2 separate regions of the Homo sapiens genome follow, and region 2 is linked to region 1. The links are chromatin contacts, found by Hi-C or POLR2A ChIA-PET in ENCODE. All regions are on one chromosome and are shown on one strand. The core of a region is the stretch at or near the end of the contact, and the rest is flanking DNA. Distances in the headings are between cores, read along the strand shown. Region 1 overlaps COL16A1 (collagen type XVI alpha 1 chain). Region 2 has its middle 11 kb from the start of SPOCD1.

The links. A loop is a pair of places that touch in the nucleus more often than their neighbours do. ChIA-PET counts read pairs that join two places held with the same protein, here RNA polymerase II (POLR2A). Pooled maps may share reads with other maps.
Region 2: a pooled map shows a loop between it and region 1 (2.1-fold over the local background). The contact joins two enhancer-like sites. A Hi-C loop is called at or near these places in 2 of 50 pooled maps. POLR2A ChIA-PET finds 5 or more read pairs at or near these places in 3 of 52 experiments (PC-9, activated CD4-positive, alpha-beta T cell and naive thymus-derived CD4-positive, alpha-beta T cell).

What each region holds. Positions count from the first base shown.
Region 1 is chr1:31,663,619-31,668,507 of GRCh38, reverse strand. It overlaps COL16A1 (collagen type XVI alpha 1 chain), which reads left to right. Exons shown (of 71, transcript NM_001856.4): 51 at 290-343; 52 at 880-933; 53 at 2,427-2,471; 54 at 2,573-2,626; 55 at 2,890-2,925; 56 at 3,274-3,336. Among named protein-coding and RNA genes, the nearest start is that of PEF1, 21 kb to the right of the region's middle. RefSeq lists enhancers at 551-1,088, 1,629-2,167, 2,168-2,707. Within about 2 kb of position 2,792, at least 8 of the 41 ENCODE cell types and tissues checked have a DNase peak (open chromatin) inside an H3K27ac peak, as active enhancers do.
Region 2 is chr1:31,824,849-31,829,737 of GRCh38, reverse strand. No RefSeq gene overlaps it. Among named protein-coding and RNA genes, the nearest start is that of SPOCD1, 11 kb to the right of the region's middle. RefSeq lists enhancers at 2,155-2,344, 2,435-2,534. Within about 2 kb of position 2,242, at least 8 of the 41 ENCODE cell types and tissues checked have a DNase peak (open chromatin) inside an H3K27ac peak, as active enhancers do.

The DNA.
Region 1 (4,889 bases), core at 1,543-4,042:
AGCCCACCCCCTCTTCCCTGGTCCTCATGCCTGCTCTGGGCTCCCTGCTCCGGCTCAGCTCTCAGGGTCTGGGCCAGGCTGGGGTTCGCCTCCCCAGCCCAGGTCTGTGGTGGTGGTCACGACCGAGGGGACCTGGGGCTTGGGGAGATGGCCCAGTGTGCAATGCTGGGGCAGGCTGGCACCTGCTAGATGGCAGCCCCAGAGGTTTTAGCTTTGGCCATCCTCTTACCCAGCGAGGGGAGAACAGAAATGTTGGGGGGCTATCCATCATGTCTGCCTTTCTTTGCAGGGTCCTCCAGGGCAACCAGGTTACCCAGGTGCCACGGGCCCCCCAGGACTGCCTGTGAGTAAGGGGACCCTTGCTGGGGAGTGGGTGCCAGGTACCAGAGGTTTGGGCTGGTGGTCAGGACACAGCCAGGCTGGGCAACCCTCGGCGGGCTCCCCATTACCGGGCATTTCAGCCTCCTCCTTTGCCTAAAGTCCATGCAGCCCCCTCTCCCCACTGTAGGCCCCCTTGGCAGTGTGGATTGGTCCCACCACTCTGCTCAGGCCTGACTCTCAGAGCACTCTGCCAGGCCCAGACACAGCAAGAACTGAGATCTGCCTCCTGGGGGTGAGGGGTTTGGGAGATTGGAGAGACAGCTTAGAGGTGCCACCCCCACAGAAGCTGCTGGGTGGGTGTGTCCTCCTTTCCACTGGGGGCTTGGGGGGCACGGTGGCAGATGGGAGGCACGGCAGCTTTGGAGCACCCAGCGGTCCTCCCAGTGCCATTCCCCCAGAGCCAGTCTGGGTGCCAGCTGCAGTCTCCGCTCCTCGCATTAGTGCCGTGACGGACTAATTCTGTGGGGCTAATTCCACTGTCTCTTTGCCACTTGTCAGGGCATCAAGGGGGAGCGTGGCTACACCGGGTCAGCGGGAGAGAAAGGAGAGCCGGTGAGTCCCAGCGGCGTGGGGCTGGATGCAGGGCTGCACGTGGAGCCACACAGTCTCGGGCTGGAGACTTGGCAGCAGCCTGTGAAGGGGAGGATCGTGACCCCTGCTGCCCCCCTGCCCCCAAGCCTGCAGCACAGGCTGGGTGCTGTGGAGGTGGAGGCTGTGAGGAGAATCCCCGCAGGGCTGCCAAGGGGAGGGTGCCAGGAGGCAGCCGCAGAAGCACTCCTCCGCCTCCTACAAAGGAGGACCTGGGATTATAGACCCCCAGTGGACCCCAGCTCCCCAGAGCCACCCTCCAGAGCCAAGGCCTGCCAGGCCCCACGTTGAGCACAGGAGTTGGGCTGTGACCAGATGAGGACACTGGGGCCCCCAGAGTGACAAAGCTGAGACTCACCCAGGCTCCTGAAGCTAGTGAGTGAGGTAGTGGTGGAACCTGGGCTTGAACACACATCTATCTGGTGACAAACCTCACAAACCTCAGATCTAGGATCAGCCAAACTGGGACTGCAGCCTTACAGATTCACCAGTTTCAGTGAGGCCCCAGTGGGATTCAGCAAACTCCATCAGGCATTTACTCAGTAATAGATATTTCTCAGGGGCCTGTGGGGTGCCAGGCTCCCCTCTGAGGATGTCTCCATGAACAGAGCGCAGTTGCCCTCTTGCCCTGCCGTGGGGGAGGGAGCTGCCAGATGAATAAACAAGTGCCTAGGAACGATGAGGACTGGGACTCATGGAGGAAATGGGACAGGGGAAGGGGCTGGAGAGGTGTTTGGGCACCATCGAAGCGGAGGGGCAGGAAGGCCTCTCTGAGCAGGTGGCATATGAGCTGAGAGCTGACTAGCAGGAGGGAGGGATCCCTGTGGCTGTCTGTACTGGGGAATTCCAGAGGGAGAGGCTGGGTGGGGCACTGCAGGAACAGCTTCCAGCCATCAGATGATTTGGCAAGGGTTCAGGGGACCTAGGAAGGGGGGAAGGGGGCATTCTAGGTAGAAGAGAAAGCTGTGCTAAGGGTGCAAAGGCCTGGGGGTGTGAGGGTATAGAGTGTGTCAGAGAACAGCAGTCTGACTGAGCAAGGCGGAAGATGAGAAGGAGAGAGGGAGGAGAAGTGGGAAGGGGTGGCTGGTGCCAGATCACAGGCTGCCTCAAAGACCAGCGTTGGTGGAAAGTGTGCGCCCCACTCAGAGGCAGAGGGAGCCGCATAAGGTGTTTGAGCAAGAGAGTGACATAATCAGAGCTATGCTGGAGGAGAAGAGGGCAGCCATTTGCTGGCTGGCTTGCAGTGAGCCAGGAGGTGGCAGGACGAGTTAGGAGGCTGGTTCAGTAGCTCGGGCAAGAGCAGGGAAGCCTGAGCAGATCAGGCAGAGGGGGCCTGCCAGCCCAGGGGCCTCCCAGCACATGCCACCTCTGTTCTGGGCAGTCCCCTGTCACATCCCCCTACCTCATCCTTCACCTCCCCAGGAGGAGTGACTGATTCTGTTCCTTTGTATCCTTAGGGCCCCCCAGGATCTGAAGGCCTCCCAGGCCCCCCAGGCCCAGCGGTGAGTGAAGGAGGGCATGGGGAGATGTGGTCCTGGTCTTGTCCTGGGGTCTGAGGGCAGGAAGATTAGGTTTCGGCTGCATTGTTCTCTGTGGGTGACAGGGTCCCAGAGGAGAGCGAGGACCCCAAGGTAACTCCGGTGAGAAGGGCGACCAGGTGAGTGACGACTGGGACCTGGCTGCAGGGAGGCAGGGAAGGAGCTGGGTCCCTGGTGATCACCAGCTCTAGTCTCCCCACCCTACCTGTCCTTGGGTTGTGACCTACCTCATGCCCAGAGCCTCACCTGCCAGCCATGGTGGGCAGAGGGGAGGGCAAAGCCCATGGGTTTGAGGGTGCCCCCCCCGTCACTCTTTCCACCTGGGCAGCCAGGCAGGAGAGAGGGGGTGGCACAGCACACTGCCCCTTGCTTCTCACCCTAGGGATTTCAAGGCCAGCCAGGCTTTCCGGGCCCACCGGTGAGTGAAGAAGACACAAAGCCAGCTCTGTCTGATGTGGTCTCATCGGGAGGGGCAGGCCTGACCAGGCCAGGCTGGGGTAGGATGGTCCTGGGGAGAAGAGGGGAGAGGCAGGGGAGAACGGCCTGGGTGGCCAGGCCTGATTCCAGGAACCAGGACCTGGAGAGCCCAGCCTCTTGTGTGGGCCCCAGCCCAGCAGGCCAGGCAGACGTAATGCTCCCAAGTGGTGCTTCTAGGAAGTCAAAATGAATTGCATTAACAACAGTGCATCATGCACAGGAAGAATAAAGAAGGGGAGCTCCCCCTCCAGCCCCACTTTCATTCCTGCCTGCCCCTTTGTTGATACAGGGTCCCCCTGGATTCCCAGGCAAAGTTGGATCACCTGGCCCACCTGGCCCTCAAGCAGAGAAGGTGAGCAGGACCCTGGGTTGGCAAAGTCACAGATCTGAGCCATGCAGCTCCCATGCCCCTGTCCCACCCCTAGCATCAGGCTTTCAGGAAATTCCAAGACTGACCCAGTTGCACTGAGGCTGGGAAAAGAGGCCTCCAGGATGGGCCCAGTGACTACTGGAGGCCGACAGGGCTTGCAGTGGACCAGTGGGCTCCTCGGGATGTCTGCTTGGCCCAGGATGCCTGCGGCCTCTGTGCAGCCCAGGCCCTTGTCTGCTGTGATGGGGGGAAAGGCAGGGAGGTAGGTGGGGAGGAGGCAGGGGGTCTGATGGAGGAGTAGAATGTGATAGGCAGCCCAGGCCACCTTCGTCTCCTGGGCGGGAGGATGAGCGAGGAGCTGAGAGAAGGGGGAAGCACGTCCTGAAGGAGGACACCAACGTGGAAGGGGAATGGGCTCCTCCTGGGTAGCCGTGCTCCAGTTGTCCCCAAGGGCCCAGAGAGGGCAGGGGTGGCCCGTGTCCTGCCTGGTGACAAGGGTTGGGGGAGCAGCAGTTGGCGGAGCTCCTATGCTGGCTGCTCTTGACTTTGGCTTGATAAATGCTGGAGACATGGCTCTGCCTTGGCTTGGGGCTGACATCCCTGTCTCGGCCCAACCTCTGGGCTCCCTAGATGTGCTGAGTGGGTGGTGTAAGAAGCCCGAAGATTGACTTCTGAGCTTGGGGTCGGGGGACCTGGGTTCAGAGGGACAGGTGGGAGCCTCTTTCCCCTGAGCCTTGTGGAGAGCCTCTTTCCCCTGAGAGCACACGCATGAACGTCTCACTGTGCAGGTGAGGAAACTGACACCCACAAGGCTTGGGGCAGCCCAGAGGCACACAGTGGTGTTAGCAGCAGAGCTGAGACTTCCTTCCCAGCTCCAGGAGGACCCGGGCACCTCACTACCTCCCCAGAGCCCATGCTGATCAGCCATGCTTGGGACAGTGGTGGTTGCTAGCCCCCTTCCCCTTCCCCTTCCCCTTCCCCTTCCCCTTCCCCTTCCTTCCCCTCCCCAGGACCTGAGTGGCAGCCCCTGCTCTCCTTAGGCTGGTCATTGCAGAGAATCCCAAACCTCTGGCCAGTGGTTCTTCATCCCAACTGCCAGTGGGGGCCAACATTGGTTGGGGCTCTGCTGACCCCTCCTGGTGGCTGGTGGCATTACAGAGCCCCCGAGTTCATTTTCCCCTTTGCTGGGTCTCTCTAGCGGGATTCCTTCCCTTGACCACCCTACAGCCACTGATCCAGGGCAGCCACCCTCTCCACACTGGGAGAATGCAGCCACCTTCCCCGCTATGCTGCTTGCCTCCCCCCGCCTTTTCTGGTAAACATTCCAATCCATGCATCAGTTCTCATCACTCTTCTGCTTTGAACATTCAATGGCTCCCCAGTGCCTGTAGCAGGGGTTTTCAGACTTTATTTTGTAGTCCCAGAGTCTTTTTATCACATAAAAGCAAATGTAAAAACCTCAATCTATAAAACAAATACAAGCGGAGATTCCCTGGCTAAGACAACGGTGGGGGTCCTAGAGTCCCTCTCTTCAG
Region 2 (4,889 bases), core at 993-3,492, 160 kb before region 1:
GCTGCAGGAAGGTGCCCTAACCCTGGGAACCTCCTGGGAAAAGCAGAGTGAGGCTGAGTCCATACCCTAGATGGCTGCTGAGTTGGGGAGGCAAGGCTGACACCCAGATTTCTGGCTGGGAGAACACAGTGGAAGGATCCCAGGACCTGAGATGGGGACGAAGGAGGAGGAGCAGCTGGGGTAGGACCTGGGCACTGGCCACACGACATAAGCAGGCATGGCTGGAAGTGGAGGTGGCTCCTCTTGGGCAGGACAGGACCCGGCGCATTTCTGCCCTGACTTCACTTCTGTCCTGCTGGACCTCAGCCAGGGAGGCCCAGCCCCTACCCTCATCAATGGCAATTTCCCTGCTTCGGCAGCAGCACCTTGGCCTCCTCCGTCATCACCCTCATCTCTCCCCAACTTATAGGATCCCCTTTGTTCTCCCTCTCTAGAAACCTGCTCTCACCTGGCCTCCCTGAGACTCACGGGATTCCGAAGCCTGCAGCCCACTCAGCCAAGGGCCAGTCCTGCAGAACCTCCCAGCTTCCAGATCTGGACTCGCTTCAGCCACAGACTCTTGGAAGAAGGGAGAGAGAACTAACTACCAAGTGTTAAGTGCCTTCCGGTCTAGGTGCTCCTCCATCCTCAGCCTCTCTGACACCTCATAACTGGCAGCCCTGGGATTTGAATCTGCATATGTCTGGCTGCAAAGTCAATGCTCTTTCCTCGAGAGGACTGTGATGCCCCCATTACTCTTTTTTGGGGGAGTGGGGGGACACGGTTTTGCTACGTCACCCAGGCTGGCGTGCAATGGTGCGATCTTAGCTCACTGCAACCTCTGCCTCCCGGGTTCAAGCAATTCTCCTGCCTCAGCCTGCCGAGTAGCTGGCATTACAGGTGTGCGCCACTATGCTCGGCTAATTTTTGTATTTTTAGTAGAGACAGGGTTTCACCATTTTGGCCAGGCTGGTCTCGAACTCCTGACCTCATGATCCACCCACCTCGACCTCCCAAAGTGCTGGGATTACAGGCATGAGCCACCTCGCCCGGTCCCCATTGCTCTTAACACGGAGTCTGCCCCTTGCTTCTGCCTCTCCATCACCCTCTCCTCCCTGGCTCCTCCTTATTTCACTATAAACTCAGTTCTTCCGTTTCTAGACATGCCCTCCACCTGACCTTGCAATCTTCTCCTTCCTTTGGCCACCAGGCTTCTTACCCGGCTCTCTTCTGTTGCATCCCTGGTGTCCCGCCCCTTATCCCCCTGAGGTTTCATCAACCTCCCTCCCCTGCCAACCACTCCCCCAGAGTCACCAGTAACCCGGGGCCTCATGATTAGGTCCTTTCTTAGTCTTTATATTTCCAGGCCCCCCTACAACAACTGACACTCTCAACGGGTAAACTAGCTCTTGAAAAAAATAAGATTTCTTTCTACTTCTGACTTTAAAAGAAACACACACATACACACAAATGCATATATATGAAAGATAGAGAACGAAAGAGAGAGAAAACCACCAAGAGCCAGAAAACTGGTCATTAAGAAGCCTGATGGGCTGGGCATGGTGGCTCATGCCTGTAATCCCAGCACTTTGGGAGGCTGAGGCAGGAGGATCACTTGAGCCCAGAAGTTCGGGACCAGGCTAGGCAACATGGTGAGACCTCATCTCTACAAATAATTTTTAAAGATTAGCCAGGCCTGGTGGTGCACGCCACCAGTAGTAAACCTGTAGTCCCAGATACTTGGGAGGCTGAGGTGGGAGAATTGCTTGAGTCCAGAAGGTCGAGGCTACAGTGAGCTGTGATCGTGCCACTGCACTCCAGCCTGGGCAACAGAGCAAGAAGACCCCATGTCAAAAAAAAAAAAAAAAAAAAAAAAAAGGCCAGCATGGTGGCTCACACCTCTAATCCCAGCACTTTGGGAGGCTGAGGCTAGTGGATCACCTGAGGTCAGGAGTTTGAGACCAGCCTGGCCAACATGGTGAAACCCTGCCTCTACTAAAAATACAAAAATTAGCCCTCATGTGGTGGTGGGCACCTGTAATCCCAGCTACTCAGGAGGCTGAGGCAGGAGAATCGCTTGAACCCAGAAGGCGGAGGTTGCAGTGAGCAGAGATCGCACCACTGCACTCCAGCCTGGGTGACAGAGCAAGACTACATCTACAAAAAAAAAAAAAAAAAAAAGAAGAAGAAGAAGAAGAAGCCTGACAGTACCAGGTGTCAGAGAGGATGTGGGTTCACTGGGTTTCTCAAAGGCTGCAGATGGGAGTGTAAATTGGCACAAGCACTCAGGAAGACAGTTTGGCGTGAGTCTGTAAAGTGGGACATTCACTTATCCTCTCTGGCAGCTGCCTCTGGTGCCAGTATTGCCTCTCCTCCACTCACCTCTAATTTGCGCCCCGGCTGCAGTTCCCTTGACCTCATGACTCACCCCACGCTAACAAGTCCCACCTCAGCACAAGTTATACGTCTTTTTGTTTTCAGCCCAAGCCCAAGCACAGCCTAGAGGTGCAGGGAAGATAACATGCCAGGAGCAGCCCTTGACAGATGGGGCTCAGGAGCTTGCAGATAAAAATGTCCCTGTCATCCATTCTCTGGGCCCACAGTTCCAAAAATCAAGTTCTCCAGCAGTGACCTTGATCTCTTCCCCATCTCACTCTGCCACCTTACTCCTGCTTCCTGGGCTTACCCCACAAATAAACAACCAACAACAGACGCAGGTAGCAGCTTAGTCTCTGTCTCACGCTCTGCTCTAGGGAAACCCAAACTAAGACAACTATGACCTAGCAATTTCCCTCCTTACTTCATATACAAGAGAAACTCTTACCACATACACTAGGAAACACATGCTAGAATGTTCCTGTCAGCACAAAACCTGGAAATAATCCAGAGAACCACTGAGAGGAGAAGAGACACATACATTTTGGAATAACATACAATGAAATATTACACAGGAGCTGGGCAAATGCAACAATATAGATGAAACTTAGCGATATAATTTTGAGTGGTAAAAGGAAATCCTGGCCGGGTGGTGGCTCATGCCTGTAATCCCAGTACTTTGGGAGGCCAAGGCGGGCCGATCACCTGAGGTCAGGAGTTGGAGACCAGCCTGGCTAACATGGTGAAACCCTGTCTCTATTAAAAGTACAAAAAAAAAAAAATTAGCCTGGTATGGTGGCACATGCCTATAATCCCAGCTACTCAGGAGGCCGAGGCAGGAGAATCGCTTGAACCTGGGAGGCAGAGGCTGCAGTGAGCCGAGATCACGCCTCTGCACTCCAGCCTGGGCGACAGAGTGAGACTCTGTCTCAAAAAAAAAGAAAAGGAAAAAAAGTAAATCCCAACATATCACATTAAAAAATACATATAATTTGGGGAAACAGATGTGGGTGTGATAAAACTACATAAAAGAGAAAGCAAAAGAACACAACACAGGATTCATATTAGGGGTTGCGGTGGGTAGATAAAAGTGAGGAGAATCATATCAGTCTGTGTAAGTTCTTATCAGTATTTTAGTTTTCGTCTTGGGCAGTGGTTCCATGGATATTTTTATATTATTAAAATAGGCACCCTAATAGATAAATTCATAAATGATTCAAAGAAGGCCTTTTATGGACCGATGATGAGAATGTGTACTATATACCCAATTAGTATGACAAACCTCATTCTATGCAATTGAAGTCCAATTAAAAAGTATAATAAACAGGGCTGGGTGCAGTGGCATGCCTGTAGTCTTAACTATTCAGGAGGCTGAGATAGGAGGATCACTTGAGCCCAGGAATTGGAGGCTGCAGTGAGCTATGATTGCACTACTGTACTCCAGTCTGAGTGACAGAGCAAGACCCTGTCTCTTAAAAAAGTAAAATAAGATTATTATTTAAAAACGGAAAAATACATAAAATCACAATGAAGAAATAAAAGTTACCATCCAGAGATAATCCCTAGCTATCAACATTTAATGGATATTTTATACATTGTTCCTGTGAATAAATGTCTGTATGTGTTATCTGTATAATGGAGGTGATACTATATACAATTTTTTGAAAACGTTACAGAAATTTCAAGTCCTATATATTTATTGTAGAGTAATGAAAAAACACAAGAGGCCGGGTATGGTGGCTCACGCCTGTAATCCCGGCACTTTGGGAGGCCAAGGTGGGCAGATCATGAGGTCAGGAGATTGAGACCATCCTGGCCAACATGGTGAAACCCTGTCTCTACTAAAAATACAAAAAAATTAGCCAGGCGTGGTGGCGGATGCCTGTAGTCCCAGATACTTGGGAGGCTGAAGCAGGAGAATGGCGTGAACCCGGGAGGCGGGACTTGCAGTGAGCCGAGATCACGCCACTGCACTCCAGCCTGGGCGACAGAGCAAGACTCCGTCTCAAAAAAAAAAAAAAAGAAAAGAAAAGAAAAAAAAAAAAAGAAAATGCAAGAGGAGAAAAGAAGCAATTGAGAAAGAGCCACTGTCAACATTCTGGTGGATTTCCTTCCATTCTCTTCCTTTGCTTAACAGCACATTATGACACTTCCTCCACATCATTCAATATTCTTTGAAAACACTACCTCTCTCTACCTTAAAATTCTTTTTTTTTTTTTTTTTTTGAGATGGAGTCTCGTTCTGTTGCCCAGGCTGGAGTGCAGTGGCACAATCTCAGCTCACTGCAACCTCCACCTCCTGGGTTCAAGCGATTCTCTTGCCTCAACCTCCCGACAAGCTGGGATTACAGATGCCCGGCAACACGCCCAGCTAATTTTTGTATTTTTAGTAGAGACGGGGTTTTGCCATGTTGGCCAGGCTGGTCTCGAACTCCTGACTTCAAATGATCTGCCCGCCTCAGCCTCCCAAAGTGTTGGGATTATAGGCGTGAGCCACTGTCTCCAGCCTTTAAAATTCTTAAAGTAGTAATTTG